2 separate regions of the Mus musculus genome follow, and region 2 is linked to region 1. A link is a contact called in ENCODE Hi-C or POLR2A ChIA-PET data. All regions are on one chromosome and are shown on one strand. Each heading gives the region's core, a stretch centred on a gene start or an enhancer-like site at or near the end of the contact. The rest is flanking DNA. Distances are from core to core; before and after follow the strand shown.

What was found. A loop is a pair of places that touch in the nucleus more often than their neighbours do. ChIA-PET counts read pairs that join two places held with the same protein, here RNA polymerase II (POLR2A).
Region 2: a map of T-helper 17 cell shows a loop between it and region 1 (2.1-fold over the local background). The contact joins the enhancer-like site here to the promoter of Ccdc85b in region 1. A Hi-C loop is called at or near these places in 1 of 37 maps with a recorded cell type or tissue (T-helper 17 cell). POLR2A ChIA-PET finds 5 or more read pairs at or near these places in 3 of 5 experiments (Patski and embryonic stem cell).

The regions. Positions count from the first base shown.
Region 1 is chr19:5,453,361-5,461,145 of GRCm38, reverse strand. Ccdc85b (coiled-coil domain containing 85B) reads left to right here and starts at 3,583. Exons shown (of 1, transcript NM_198616.4): 1 at 3,583-7,785. The coding sequence starts at 3,749. The coding sequence ends at 4,357. Fosl1 (fos-like antigen 1) reads right to left here. Exons shown (of 4, transcript NM_010235.2): 3 at 6,626-6,733; 4 at 5,208-6,254. The coding sequence ends at 5,838. It overlaps Fibp (fibroblast growth factor (acidic) intracellular binding protein), which reads right to left and starts at 539. Exons shown (of 10, transcript NM_021438.4): 1 at 368-539; 2 at 1-185. The coding sequence starts at 452.
Region 2 is chr19:5,807,667-5,815,451 of GRCm38, reverse strand. No RefSeq gene overlaps it. Among named protein-coding and RNA genes, the nearest start is that of Malat1, 8.9 kb to the right of the region's middle. Within about 2 kb of position 3,148, at least 2 of the 3 ENCODE cell types and tissues checked have a DNase peak (open chromatin) inside an H3K27ac peak, as active enhancers do.

The DNA.
Region 1 (7,785 bases), core at 2,334-4,833:
TGTCTGTCGGGAGGGAGGAATCTGGAAGATGAGCTGGTGCAGCAGCTTCGGCGGCGCGTGCAGCAGACGCTCAAGCATGTGAAAGGTGCGGTAGTGGTCCATGGTGTCGCTCTGCAGCACTCCTGTGGTGGCTCCCGTCTGCTCCAAGATTCCGGAGCGTACTCGCAGAGCCACTGCATCGTTCACTGAGGAGTGGGCGCTACCATAAGACCCTAGAGGCCCTCCAGGGGTTCCACCTCCACCTCCAATCCTTACACTTCCCCGACTTCCCGCAGTCTGTCCACTTCCCTAAACCAAGCCTAAATCCTAGCCACGCCCCCTCTTCCCGATCCCCAACAACAGCTTCCCGGGAGGGCGGCTCACAGACCTGAGTAACCATCCAGCCAGAGGCGATACACGTCTTCATCTATAAGGGTCGTGTTCCCCACGAAAATGTCTAGTTCGCTGGTCATGACGATGCCCGGGCCGGGTTCGCCCGAAGCTGGAGCTTGTACGGGCCCCGGCCGGGCGAGTAGCCGCAGAGCGACTTCCGGGAGTTCGGAGATTTTGCTCCGGGCACCCGGAGCTGATGAAGGACCACTTCCGGGACGGAGCTAGTGAGACACCGCTCAGCTCTGTGAACGGTTTTTCGGAAGATGTCGGGATAGTCTTCTCTCAGTCTACCCTGTCTTGCAGATTCTCCCGTTAACCCCTTCTGTCACTCCCATCTTCTCAGTTTTCTCAGAGCCTCCCAGTTTTGACCTGTATCCTAAATTAGAATGTTTCCAAGGTTCTATCGTAGCGATTGCTAGGTGTATGTGGCCCTTACTTCCATTGTCCATAAGACAGACAGATGACCATTTTTCTTGTTCCCGGAGTGTATTTATTTTTATTGTTTTGAATAATGTGTATGTGGGGAGAGGGTGTGTACGTGTGAGTGCAAATGTTCTTTGAGACCTGAGGTATCAGGTCCCCTGGAGTTAAATTTACAGGCAAATATGAGTTAGTTGCACATATGGTTGTGGTTCCTTGCTTGTAACCACTTAGCTTTCTCTCCAGCCCCAGTTTTTCACCACATACTACACCCACACACAAGCTAGTGACTTCACTTAAAGTCTTTCAGAGCTCTGCCTGGAAGTAGGTATCTGCAGGGGCACCCATCTAGTAAGGCTGTCTTCTTTGTCTTTTCATGAGGCAGTAAAAGATTTACACAGGAGCCACCAAGCCTGAGTTCGTTCTCCTGCACCCATACTGTGTAAGGAAAGAACCAGCTCCAGGTTTTGTTTTGTTTGTTTGTTAAGACAAGGTCTTACTTTGTAGTCCAGGCTAGTCTAAATTGGCAGCAGTCTTTGATCTTCAACCTCCCAAGCATTGAGATTACAGGATAGGAACCACCAGTATACCTAGTCCTTATCACCTGATCTCTACATATGTATGCACTGTTGTATAATACATAAATATAGCTTACTGGCTATAATTACTAATAAAATTAACCCTGTATAACCTTTAATCCCAGCACTTGGAAGGCAGGCAGATATCTGAATTGGAGGTTAGCCTGGTCTACAGAGTGAGTTTCAGGACAGCCAGGGCTACACAGAGAAATCCTGTCTCGAAAAATGGGGGAAAATGAGTTCTACAAAAGCCAGTTCATCTCAGTGCACTTGCGGGTTGCTACCTAGAGACAGGGGGAGGAGGTCCTGGAGGAGGTCCTGGTTTATAAGACCAGGTCTCCCACTCCACTTCTGGTCCCTAGGCGGAGCACATTTTAGGGTTTCTAGACAGATCCCTCTCAGCTCCAGTCTGTTTCCCTGTACTCTTATCTCCGTGGCAGCCTCAGCACCCATCTCGTTCTAGAAACCTGGGCTATCTCCCAAATTTCTCTCTTCAGGCATTCAGAGCTGTTGATGTGCCTGCTGAGTGCCTCTCTCTGCGGCTTACTCCCCGCCCCACTGACTCAGTGCCAGCCTAGTTCTGCACAGCTCTCTGTTCACTGACACAGTGTTATTCATCTACAGTGCACTCTGCCACCAGAATCCACCCCACACAGCACACGTGGAGACTTCTTTGGCGGGGACAGAGTTGGGGACAAAGTCTCCTACAGATCAGGTCTTGAATTTGCTGTGGGGAGGATGACCTTGAATTCCTGAGGCTCCTGCAGCTCCCTTCCAAGTGCTGGGATTACTGGCAAATACCAACACAACTGGCTTCAGAAAAGTCTTTTTAAAATGTATATTTTCTTGACTGTGGTGGTTCATGCTTGTAATTCCTACACAGAGGCCAGAGAATCTCCGTGAATTGGAGGCCAACCTGGTCTACTTTCAGGCTCTCCAGGATTACATACCCTGTCTCAAAACATTTTGAAATGTTATTTCCCTCTTTAAAATTCTACCTGGCCTTTGTCAAGCCTCTAGCCCAGAACTGCAGGTCCTTAAGAACTCGACATCTATCCGCCATTGAAGTCTACTTCCCTTTCCAACTTCAACCTCTCAAGCACTGGGATTGCAGGATAGGAGCCACCAATATACCCTGCTCTTCAAAGCCTCCTCATCTTACCACTTCCCATATACCCACGCTTACCAGACTCTCAGAACTAGCCTCGCTTAATCCTAAAGGAGCTAGACTCTCCAGGGCAGCAGTGACTCTTCCCACACTTCTTGCTTCTTTCACATACTCTTTCTCTCTTGGCAGTCTTGTATTTTGTGTTTTGATGACAGGGTCTCTCTACATAGTCCTATCTGTCCTGGAACTCCCTGCTGGCATCTTATGCATCTTTAATGGCCCCTCAGGTATTTCCTCTTTGGGAAATATTTTGGGGATCTCAGAGACTACTTCTGTATCACATCCTTTTTTTATGGTCCAAGAATAAACCAGGGCCTTCCACATGCTAGGTAAGTGCGTTGTCATTGAGCCATATGCTCAACGTGAGCTTCTGTGCCTGCCCTCTCTCTCTTCCCCAAAAGATTCTCTCTCTCTCTCTCTCTCTCTCTCTCGCTCTCTCGCTCTCGCTCTCTCTCTCTGCAAGACAGGGTTTCTCTGTGTAGCCTTGGCTTCTTCTGTCAGATTTTGACCTTTTTGATCAAGTACAGGATTATTGTTAAGCGTATTTCTACACGGACCTTTCACACAACAAAGGTTTATTAAACAAACAAATCCTTTGGATGGCCCATCCTGCAGGCAGGAAACGGTCCCTGGGAGGAAGGGAGGGAGGGTTGGGAATGGGCCAGGACCTTTGACTCTAGATTCGGAGTAGCTGCGAGGGAGTGATGCTTCATAGTTCTCGGAAAGGAAGAAGAGCCTGGTAAGCCATCTGTTTAGCTTCTGTTGCGGAGTGGGAAGGAGTCAAAGGCAGACACCTGAATATCATTTCTCAAAAAGTGCTCGAGGGATTTTGGAACATGGAGTCCTGTAACGCCTTCAAGTCCCGCTGAGATGACCATAGAAGGAAAGGAGAGAGAAGGTCTCTACTGTTTGAGGGTCGTGACACCCAGGTCCGGAGTGGGCGAGAAAAGAGAGCTACAGGCTTAGGCTCCGCCCCTTCCTGGGAGACTTTCTGGATTGGCTGTTCTTGGGCAACATCACGAGGCCCCGCCCCGGCGCGCGCCCTGCCTCGTGCCCACCCCAGGGTAGCTGCTGCAGCCTACGCTGCCTCTTCCACTGCCTACGGTCCTCGGAGCCAGAGCCCGGGTCGGAGCCTGAGAGGCAACCGGCCCGAGGAGGGGCTCCAGAGCCTCGGCCGTGGGCGGGCGATGCTGCAGCTGCCTGATCAACTATGGAGGCCGAAGCAGGCGGCCTGGAGGAGCTGACGGACGAGGAGATGGCGGCGCTGGGTAAGGAGGAGCTGGTGCGGCGCCTGCGGCGGGAGGAGGCGGCGCGCCTGGCAGCGCTAGTGCAGCGCGGCCGCCTGATGCAGGAGGTGAATCGGCAGCTGCAGGGTCACCTGGGCGAGATCCGTGAGCTCAAACAGCTCAACCGGCGCCTGCAGGCGGAGAACCGGGAGCTGCGCGACCTCTGCTGCTTTCTGGACTCGGAGCGCCAACGAGGACGGCGTGCGGCGCGCCAGTGGCAGCTCTTTGGGACCCAAGCATCCCGGGCGGTGCGCGAGGACCTGGGTGGCTGTTGGCAGAAGCTAGCGGAGCTGGAAGGCCGCCAGGAGGAGCTGCTGCGGGAAAATCTGGCCCTTAAGGAGCTTTGCTTAGCACTGGGCGAAGAGTGGGGCCCCCGCGGTGGCCCCGGCGGCGCAGTGGGCTCAGGTGCTGGGCCCACACCCGAGCTCGCCCTGCCACCGTGCGGGCCCCGCGACCTAGGCGATGGAAGTTCCAGCACTGGCAGTGTGGGCAGCCCGGATCAGTTGCCCCTAGCCTGCTCCCCTGATGACTGAGGGCGCCGCATTTTCCACGCCAATGCCTGCCTGGATTGCTCCCTGAGCTCGGGGAATGCTGTGGACCTCCAGACCTGGTCGTAGCTTCGGCTGAGCACCAGGGCGCTGGAATGGACTGGAAAAGCCCTGGCACTGAGGAGGGCTCCTTGCTCTTGCTGGCAGAGCAGCAGGGGAAATGGAGGCTGAAGTGGAGGGACTTGCTGTGTGGTTGGGTGGGGACTAATAAACTGGGAAGGAAGCAGAGCCCGAAGCCTGGCCAGCTTGTGTCTAGAACTCGCCGGGGTTGGGAAGAGGGCGTAAACCCAGAGATGCAGTGCAGTTCTCATCCGGAGGAACTGCAGAGCTAGGGCTGACTCCCTATTACCTGGGATTGGGGTGGGATTTGAGACGGTGGTAGACCACTAACTCCCCCGATGGGCGCCAAGACAGGCTGAAATCCGGCCGCTGTAGTGGCTCCAGCTCCCTTCCAGGCTCCTTCCTGTCTAAAACAATGGGACAGGAAGCAGGTGTTGGGGGCCTAAAGCCCACTGAACCGCCTGCATGGATGGTGGAAGGATATACCACCGGCCTTCCCTGCCCCCCCCCCAGTCCTTAAGACAGGAGCAGTGTGGGTTCCCATGGGGAAAATAATTGATAATCTTCTTTGCTTGCACTCCAGAGCATTCTTAGTCTCTCAGTATAGGAGACAAGGAAGAGCAGAGGGTCGCCCCATTCTTCAGGTGAGAATATGGAAGTCCAAAAACATATGGTAGTTTCTTCAAGGTCAATGCTGAGACTGGAACCTGGAACTCCTGTTCCAAATGGTCTCCTTTAGCCTCTGGATCCAACATGACAACCCAGACTAGAGCTTCAAGCCTTTTATTCCATTTTGGAAGGTTTGTATAAAAATAGTCTCTTTAGGAAAATAAATAGCAGCTGCCCTTGCGGTGGAGGCTCGGATACCCTGAAGCTAAGCGCTTCTCAGAGCTAGGGAGTGCAGCTCCGCTCCTCACAGAAGCCCCTGGCGCCTCCTGCGTTGTGCCATTCAGGAGGAGCCTGCAGGATGTCCGGTGCTGCTGGCTGTTGATGCTGTGTGAGTTAGTGTTCTAGGCTAGTCAAAGGGCACCTTCTGTCTAGGTGTAGAGTAGGCTGGATAACATGAAGAAAGTGACGTGGTGTGGGAAAGTGGTCTGCAAGGGGTAAGGGTGTCAAAGGACCCCTGGGGATCTACAAAGTCTGGGCTGCCAGGCGTTCTCTGGCAGAGGGAACATATTTTCCTCTAATTTTGTGCAAATTATGATAGGCCAGCTCTAGAAAAACAGTGAGCAGCTTTGGGGATCCCCTCCAAGCTGGCTCTACATCAAAGCATAATGTGTTTGTTCTAGTCGGAAGAGATAAAAGATCTGCTGGTTTGGGGCAAGGGTATGGTCCAGGCCTGCTGGATCAATGGGAGAAAGGGGATGGCTTGGAGTAGCACCAGCAAGGGATGTGGCTGGGTGCCTCACAAAGCCAGGAGTGTAGGAGAGCCCAGGGGGTCGGAGGAGGGGTCGCCACTGCTGCTGCTACTCTTTCGGTGAGCGGAGGAGCAAGGTTCTGGTGTGCTAGGATAGGTGAAAACCAGACTCGGAGTAAAAGGAGTCAGAGAGGGTGTGGTCATGAGCGTGGGGGTATGCAGTGCTTCCGGTTCAAGTACGGGTCCTGGAGAAAGGGAGATGCAAGGCACTGGGCGGCCGGGGGCTGGTGGGCTGCTAGCACCGCTGGTGCTGCCAGAACCACCTGGGTCCTTCTTGTCTCCTTCTGGGATTTTGCAGATGGGGCGATGGGCTTCCAGCACCAGCTCAAGGCGTTCCTTCTGCTTCTGCAGCTCTTCAATCTCTCGCTGCAGCCCCGATTTCTCATCCTCCAATTTGTCGGTCTCCTTTACAGGATTAGCAGAAAGATAGGAAAATGAAGGCTAAAGATCCCCAAGCCTCAGGCTGGAGTAGGGACTGTGCCTGTCATCCCCAACAAGTCTGGACTGCAACTCCCTCCCGTGAGCCTCTGGGAGAAAATGGCCATGACTCCCATCAGACGGGGGCATCTTAGGAGAATTGCTGCCTACCATCTTCGACTCTGCCTCGAAGCCCGACAAACAATATTTAAGCCACTTTCCCTTATCCTTTTTCCAGGACTTCCCCACAGGCAGGGAGGATGACAGAGTCCTGAGGAGTAATTTTGGGTCTTTTGTGTTCTTGGGAGCCGAGACCCCTCTTGGGGCTCTGTGGGTCCGGGCCTGGGGATGATGCTCACCGCCTGCAGGAAGTCTGTCAGCTCCTTTCTTCGGTTTCTGCACTTAGCAGCTGCTAGCTTGTTCCGCTCGCGTCTCACCCTGCGGCGCTCTTCCTCCTCTGGGCTGATCTAGGTTGGGATAGAAGAAGGGAGACAATGAGGCTGACTCTGAGCCACCAGCTGCCCTGAGCTGGTCATCCAGCTTTCCTTCAGTCTGTAGTCTAGGTGCCACCACCCAACACTCCACAGTTGCTTCTCTGTACCGGACGCTTGTCATCTCATTGGTGACATTTCCAGCTCACACACACCTAGCTTTACTGCTGGTTTCTTTCCTGAAATGCTTTCCCTCTCTGTAAACTTTGATCTTCCTCCCTTCCGCATCTTAGGACTGGACTAAGATGTTGGGACCCCAGGAAGCCTTTTCATTTCTCAGGCAGAAGTAGCCTTCTCTCCTGAGTGTATGAGACATGATTATCTCTTTTCACAGGACTCTCAGCCTCCTCATCTGTGGAAGATGGGATTTCTTCCCCCAGGAGCTGTGAATTGTAGAAGGTGCTCTTGAGTGCCAAAAGCTACTGGGAATCAATCTACTATGCCAACAAAGCCCTTTGTAGGACTTTTCTTTTGCTTAGTGCTAGGGATCAAACCCATGGCTTGGTACATGCTAGCTCGGCAAATGCTCTACCACTGAGTTACACCCCTTCACCAGCCCTTTCGTAGATTCCTTTTTCTGCTTTTTGTAGTTTTGTTTCTTTGTATTTTAGACAGAATCTCTGAGTAGCCCTGCCTGGCCTTGAACTTGATTTATAGACCAGGCTGGCCTGGAACTCACAGACCTCATCTGGCTTGTTTTGTCTTTTTTTTTTTTTTTTAAGATTTATTTATTTTTATTATATGTAAGTACACTGTAGTTGTTTTCAGACACTCCAGAAGAGGGACTCAGATTTCGTTACAGATGGTTGTGAGCCACCATGTGGTTGCTGGGATTTGAACTTCGGACCTGCAGAAGAGCAGTTGGGTGCTCTTACCCACTGAGCCATCTAACCAACCCCCTTGTTTTGTCTTTTTAAAAGAGACAAAGTCTCATGTGTCCCAGGCTGGCCTTTAGCTCAGTGTATAGGCAAGACCGGCCTGAAACCCCTGATTCTTTGGCTTCCACCTCTAGAGTAATAGGATTGCAG
Region 2 (7,785 bases), core at 1,899-4,398, 350 kb before region 1:
ACTCCTGATCCTCCTGCCTCAGTTTCCTGAGCGCTGGGACCACAGCCATGAGCTGCCATGCCTAGCTTCAGAAGATATTAACTTTTCAAAGGAGGTGGCTTGAATTAGATCCAAGTTCCTGCTTCGATTGCTTGTTTATAGGAGGTACAGAAAGGGCATGTATCAGCAAAATATTTTATGTGGAAAATTCCAAGATCAAACCACTCAGTTCTTCACCAAGAGCCCAGACAGAGGCATTAGTCAGCCAGAGAGCTGTGGGCGCTGCTCACATTCTGATGACACAACCCAGCTATACGTGTTTTACGGATTTCGTGTTAAAAATAATATTGTTGGGAACCGGGGAGACAGCTCAGTGTTTAAGGGTTTGCGCTGCCCTTGCAAGGGACTCAAGTTCAGTCCTGGCACCTGCAGCAGGCAATGAACAGCTCAGTGATCCAACTTCAGAGCTAGGCAACAATGCCTCTGTGGGCACACGCACTCATGTGCACCTACCCCCCCACATACACACACACACACAGACGCACACACACACATACATACACACACACGTACATACACACACGCAGACAGACACACACACACAGATAGACACATACAAACACACACACACATACATACACACGCAGACAGACACACACACAGTTTCTTTTTTCTTTTTTCTTTTTTTGGTTTTTCGAGACAGGGTTTCTCTGTAGCCCTGGCTGTCCTGGAACTCACTTACACACAGTTTCTGATGGCAGAGAAGAAGCAGGAGGCTCAGTCTCTTTTGAACAGGGAGTCTTCAGGTGTGCTTCATTTTCTCTGTTCTCATGGCTGTTCATCAGAATGTGAGCAGCTGTGACAGGAACATGTCTGGGGCCTTGGGTGGGCTGGTTCTGGGCTTCAGGGTTGGCCTTTTCTAGGATAAGACAGTCTATGGAGCCTACGAGACCTCCTCTGCTTCTCTAGGAAGGCCCAAGTTCAAAAAATCCTTCTGTCATTAACCCCTCTTGTAGATCTGGGCTAACTCTTCTATTGAGGGGGAAACTGAGGCCAAGAGAACACAACAGTTTTCTTGAGGTACTGTGGCAAGACTACACGGTGGAACTTTCTCCAAGGTCTGCCCCACACAGCATCCTCACCAGCAGGGGCTGCCCTGCCCCACACAGCTTCCCCACCAGTGTGGGCTGCCCTGCCCCACACAGCTTCCTCACCAGCAGGGGCTGCCCTGCCCCACACAGCTTCCCCACCAGTGTGGGCTGCCCTGCCCCACACAGCATCCTCACCAGCAGGGGCTGCCCTGCCCCACACAGCTTCCCCACCAGCAGGGGCTGCCCTGCCCCACACAGCTTCCCCACCAGCAGGGGCTGCCCTGCCCCACACAGCTTCCCCACCAGTGTAGGCTATGCTGCAAAGTTTTTCATTTTAATTCCTATTGCTGCTGAGAAAGATACCTCTGCAGACTTGATTCCAGACCACCAGGTTTTTATTTATTTATTGTGGGTTTTTTGTTGTTGTTGTTGTTTTCATTTTATACAGGGTCTCCACAATGTAGCCCTGGCTACCCTGAAATTCTCTACATAGACCAGGCTGGCCTCAAACTCACAGAGGGCCACCTGCCTCTGTGTCCTGAGTGCTGAGATTAAAGGTGTGAGCTACCAGCACCTGACCCTGACCACCAGGCTTTAAATTGTGACCTTGTTAGGGGGCTGTGCGAGCTTGTGCAAGCTCCCCTATCCTTCCGAGCCTCTCTTACCTGTGGTGTGGGAAGCCATTTTGCTTCTAAAGCTGTGTACAGTTAGTAGAGGTGAGTATGGCCTGCCAGTGGGAAGCCCTTGGTGTGCCACGAATGACTATAGATATGTGCTCTGTACAGATTCACTGTGTGTATCAGGCAGGTGTTTAAATTAGGTTCATTGGCTGAAGACGTACCTTACTAATAGAGCCCTGTCTAGCAACCCTGGGTTATATTTCTAGCACATGAATTGGGGGCTGAGGGGAAGCAAGATCAAAATTTAAATCAGGAGACTGGCTTTTTACATAATGAGACCCTGTCTCAAAAATCAACCAGTCATGCCAGGCCTCTATAATCCTTTAATCCCAGCAGTTGGGACATAGAGGCAGGCAGATCTCTGAGTTCCAGACCACCCTACAACTACAGAGTGAGTTCCAGAACAGTCAGGGCTACACAGAGAAACCCTCTCTGAAAAACAAACACAAACAGACAAAAAAAAAAATCAGTTTGTTCAATCTACCAACCTACTAACTGAAGATCTTCATGTAATTTATTTTTCTTTGAGGCAGGGTTTCTCTGTGTAGCCCTGGCTGTCCTGAAACTTGCTCTGTAGACCAAGCTGGTCTTGAACTCAGAGATCCACCTGCCTCTGTTTCATGAGTATTGAGATTGAAAATGTGCCACACCATGTCTGACCTCCTGTTTGCGACAGAGGCCATGTTTAAACTCCTGCTCTTGGCAGTTAGCACTACAGATGTCCACTGTCACACGCAGCCTTAGTTCAGGATTATTGAATGTCAGAGCCAGAATGGACCTCTGAAGATATCTACAGAGGTATCTTTTTTTCCCAAGAAGAAAAAGGAGTCTGTGTTGGCTGTGGAGGCTGCTGATCATCCCAAGGGAACTTGGTATGGAGCCAGCAGGAGACTCCTAAGGGGCTCCCAGGTCCTGGGTCTCTGCACTTTGTTGACAAAATCAGTTATGCCCACTCTCCACCTCACAGGGCCATACTGCCTTAGTCTGACACCAGTGTTGTTCACTGAAGAGCAAGCCTATAGCTTATAAACTGGAAAACTTGGATTTGTAAGCTTGGCTCAGCTAGACCCTCAGCCTAAAAGGGTGAGAGTCTTGGAATGAATATCTCTTTTGGCAGCAAGGTGGCAAATCTCCTGAGGTAGGCAGTGAAAGCGAGGACTTTCCTCGACCACTGTGGAACAGGAAAAAAGTTAGCCTTCAAAGTCATGGCAGGCCATGACTAGCCAGCATCTTCTGGCTAGAAAAAGTACTTCAAGCACAAAGAAGGCAACTCCCGACTCCCAAGGGGGTCAGAGAGGAAAGCAGTGGCTACTGCAATGACCATGGCAGCCTATCTATATCTTCCTCAGCTCAGAACAACAGCTTCCAGCACATCCCAGCCCTGGACCAATTCTGTGTCAGCTCCGGGTGGTGAGAGTGGTGACAGCCAATGAAAGAGCCAGGAGCCTGTGTGATGCACCAAGCTGGAAATAACCAGACGGCAGGCACACGAGACTGTCTCCATGGTGATCTCCCTTAGGAGCCCTGTTTATGAACTCAGGAAAATTCCATCCAGCCACTAGCTTGAATTTTGTTCTTCCCTCTCATCCACCTCCTCCTGTTCCAAGACAGATATAAAGAAACTTGAAATGTTTAACCCTTTCTTGCGATGTGCCTGGCTCATCAGCTCTAGGGATCTAGGAGGGCTTGGGCATCTACTGGTGATCCATGGCTGCTTGCAACTCAACAGCTTCTACTGCTGTCATCAGCAGTGTGCCCCACTCTGCTTAGTGCTAGAAGAGGGTGGGTAGGCAGGTGGCAGGCAACAGTAGTGACAGCCACCACTTTCAGGAGCCCATCCCTCGAGCCAGGGTCTGTGCTAAGCAGATCACAGCTTCATAGGTGCGTCCCATTTCAGTGAGGGATAAACTGAGTCAGAGAGGTGGAGCTCTGAGGACAGAGCTCTCTAAGTATAGGATGGATGTAGAGGAACCAGCCTGGGGCCATGTGTGGGGGACTCCTGGGGACTGTGTGTGTGGACGTTCTGTGACAGCCAGGATGGGGGGGGGGGTCAAAGTACAAGTGAGGAAGATGGGGACATTTGGGCTGAGTAAGATCGAGCTGATACTCCTACTGGATTCAGGACATCCAAGTCCCCAGGCCTATCTGGGGCTCCGTACCCACCATTCAGCCTATCGAACTGGCCATACTGGGTGATGATATATCTCTGTCTGACTTCTTCAGGCCACAGTGCTGGCTTGCACGGGGCAGATCAGTGGGAGCTGTCTGGAACCTAAGGGAACCTTTGAGAGTCCCCAGCACCAGGTCAGGGCCACACCAAGGATGATTGTGTGGATGACACGGGAGCCTCGTGCAGAATGACCTCATCAAGCTGAGGCTGGACTCCAGGAAGACAGGGAGCATTTTTAACTGTTAAGCTAGCTCACAGGCAGTGATTAAACAAAACCAAGCACAGGTTAACTCAAGATGCCCTCGGTAGGCATGGCTCCACGGTCTGTCCACAGTCAGGGCAAGCAGGATGGATAGGTCCCTTCAGTGGCCAGCACTCTGACATCAGATCTGGACAGAGAAGCCCTAAGAGGGCACAAGCTGAGGGTGGGTTTGGCCCTGTCTGAAGGAAGGGGTAAGGAAGGAGGAGGAATTGAGGCAGAGTGACCTCTGTGACCCGGGCCTTCTGGCCTGGCTCTCTCTGTGGACACCTAGTCCTCAGCTGAAGGAAGGCTTGGAGTAGAATAGTCATGGATGTTTCCATCGACTTTTCCTTTCTCAGTGTTCAGTTCTCAGTCCTGCTGGGTCTAGAGTTCTCAGTGTAGGCTGAAAGGGCTCAGTGAGCTGGGGCTGGGGGTGGATGGGGACAGCTGCCTCCCTCTCCCTTCCTCCCACCAGCAGCTGCTTTTGGCTTTCCTGGAGCGTGAGGTGCTGGGCTGGAATGAGCCAGCCCCAGAAATCCTGATGGTGCTCATTCTTTGGGAATTCGTATGTCTATCTAGAAGCTTCTAGGGGGAAGAGTGACATCTGGGGGAAGGCACAGCTGCTTGGTCACAGTAGTCAGAAGTGGAGCCTGGAATGAGCTCTGGCCTCAGGGTAGTGCAGCTGAGTCTCCAAACAGAATCAATGGATGAGAGCTGCGGTCCCCTCAGCAGGCACAGACTTCCTTGTTATTTCTGTAGAGGATTTCCCGGCACAACTTCCTCCCCAAAGCAAGCAAGCAAGCATGCAAGCAAGCCAAGAAGTTACCTTTGACCCTTAGGGGAACTCAGAAGCCTAGTAAACAGACACAGCTCAGAAGTACGTGTGGTGCAGGGACTGTGTCACTGTGGGTGGAGCTGAGGGACGCCTGGAGGTGCTAGTCAAGGGTCCTTGGGAGAAGGAATGCTGACATGTGACATATGACAAGAATGGCTTTGCTATTTAAAGTTGGGTGCTGGGGGTGGGGGCCGGGCAGGGAACATTCCAGGCAGATGTGTCAGGTTGAGTCTGGGCTGGGCAGGGCCGGCATGAGGACGCAGGCAGCCTCCATATCTTCTTCCCTCTTGGTCCTATAACCTAGCGCTCTCCAGAGTCCAGGCTTTCATGTTTCCTGACGTTGGCTCCCAGTGCCTCCCCAAATCAAAGGTGGTCCTTCTGTCTAGGTAACAGTGTCCTTACTCTATGTGCAGGTACCTCGAGCCCTCGCTCCAGGCTGCACTGTTCAACCCAACTCCTGGACCCCCAAAACCTCACCAAACCAGTCCTGTAAACTGTGAGGCCTGGAGCCTCTGTGCTCTGCCCAGGGCACGCTCCACCCTGGCCCCTCACTGACTCCTGCTGAGTCCGGCTCATTTCCCTGGTTTGTATTGGGGACCCCGCCCATGTGGAGGTCAGATGACAACTTGTAGGAATCAGGTCTCTCCTTCCATGATGACGCAGAAGTGGAGACAACGAATGTACTTTGGGAAATTCCTTACCTGCTGGGCCAACTAGAGGGCCTTTAAAATGTGACTTTTGGGCGGCAGATATATCCTCTGTAAATGAGGGGCGTGGATTAGAATCAAAGAATTTCAGGACTGGGAGAAAAACTTGAATAATGCATTCCCCGGGCTCCTGCTGGCTTCCCCGTGGGGTCTGTTGTGAGCCTCATAGACCCACGGTGCCTCAAATCCAGAACAGCTGGGTCCTACCTCCATCCAGGAGGAGAGTCTGGCTCTCACTGGCCACGATCCCAGCCGCTTCCCTCCACAGACTTGCTTCTGTGGCATGGGATGCAGTTCTAGGAAGAAGGCAGAGAGAGGGTGTGTGTGTGTGTGTGTGTGTGTGTGTGTGTGTGTGTGTGTGTGTGTGTGTGTGTGTGTGTGTGTGTGTGTGTGTGTGTGTGTGTGTGTGTGTGTGTGTGTGACTTGCTTCTGTGGCATGGGATGCAGTTCTAGGAAGAAGGCAGAGAGAGGGTGTGTGTGTGTGTGTGTGTGTGTGTGAGCGAGCATGTGAGTGAGCGTGTGTGCGTGCGTGCGCACTCACAGACAGGTGTGCATATTTAATGGGCATCAGGGCTGAGACTGGTCAGTCTGGGCCTACATAAATGCCCTCCAGAGATCTTAAGCAGATGACTGAACACATCAGGACACAAGAATGTGGAAGTAAGACACTTCAGAAGCCTTGTTATTGCTTTAGGCCATCCCGGAAGGGCCGTTCAGCAGGCCCCAGAGGTCTCAGCATAGGTGAGGGCTGGCCAAGTGCCTCCCTCCATCGTGCCTCATAGTCAGTGGAAGGACAGCCAGGGCTGAGCCTCTCTGGGGAGTGAACTCTGACCCTGTGCTTCACCCACCCTAGCACCCCAGAGGCAAGAAGAGTTGTTAGCTTCAGGCATTGAGCAGCTCAACACCATTCCAGCCTATTCTGGTGGGCTATTCATTCTCAATGCTGCTACTTCCTGTGGGATGGATTGCTCTTCCCAACACCCCACTCCCATCCCGGAACTCAGCAACAGCAATGAACTTTGGAGAGCCTGTATGGTATACATACTATGATTGGGTTTAATTTCCATTTTTGTGGGACACTTCTGGCCGTGAAGCCCATTGTCCCATCACAGACACCTCCCACACTGGGTCACAGTGCAGCACACTTCCGGAAGCACGCACTCTTTCAACTACTGTCCTGGATGCGCCTGTATTTATTTATATGTCATCGTCATCGGCATCATCATCATTATTCTTGCTGAGATAAAGGCTCGCTATGTTGTCCAGGCTGGTCTCAAATTCCTGGGCTCATGTGACCCTCTTGCCTCAGCCTCTGGAATGGCTGGAAACTACAGGTGTTTACAAGCAGCCCTGGCTGTGTATCATAAATCTCAAAAGGGCTATCATTCCAGTTTGTTTGAGACAGAATCTCCGACTCAGGCTGGTCTTGAACCCCCTAAGTAGGGAAGATGACCTTGAACCCCTGACCCTCTCCGTTCCATCTTCCATGTGCTGGGATCATAGGCCTGGGCCACCATGCACAGTTTATATGGTGCTGGGGTTTCCTGCATGCTAGGCAAGTGATCTACCAATTAAGCTATACACACTCCACCTAATTACCTCCTGCTACACCACACACTCCTGCACACGTGAATACACACACACACACACACACACACACACACAGCCCCTTCACATAGTCATTCCTCAGTGGACAGGAGCCCCTACCATGTGGACCACTAGGCCTCAGGGCCCTGGTCTAAGAGCTCTCAGTAGCCTCTTCCTATGGGGTTTCAATGAGGAAGGGGCACTGTGTACAGGCTCCCCTGTGTTAGGGAAGTGGAACACACAGGGGAAATGTCACGTTCCAGGGATGGCAGAGGGACCAAGGGGAGCCAGGCAGCTATCAGCCAGGGGATAGAAGGCCTGTTACTCCTCATCCAAGACCAACTGGCCCAAAATGGGCGGGGGGGGGGGGGGACCCCTAGAAACTAGACCTGCTGGAGAGGGCCAGAACCACACTCTGGAGAATCCCATCTCGCCTTTTGTTTTCAGTTCTCTTCCCTCTTCCTTTGGTGCTATCACTGTCTCCACAGCCAGGCC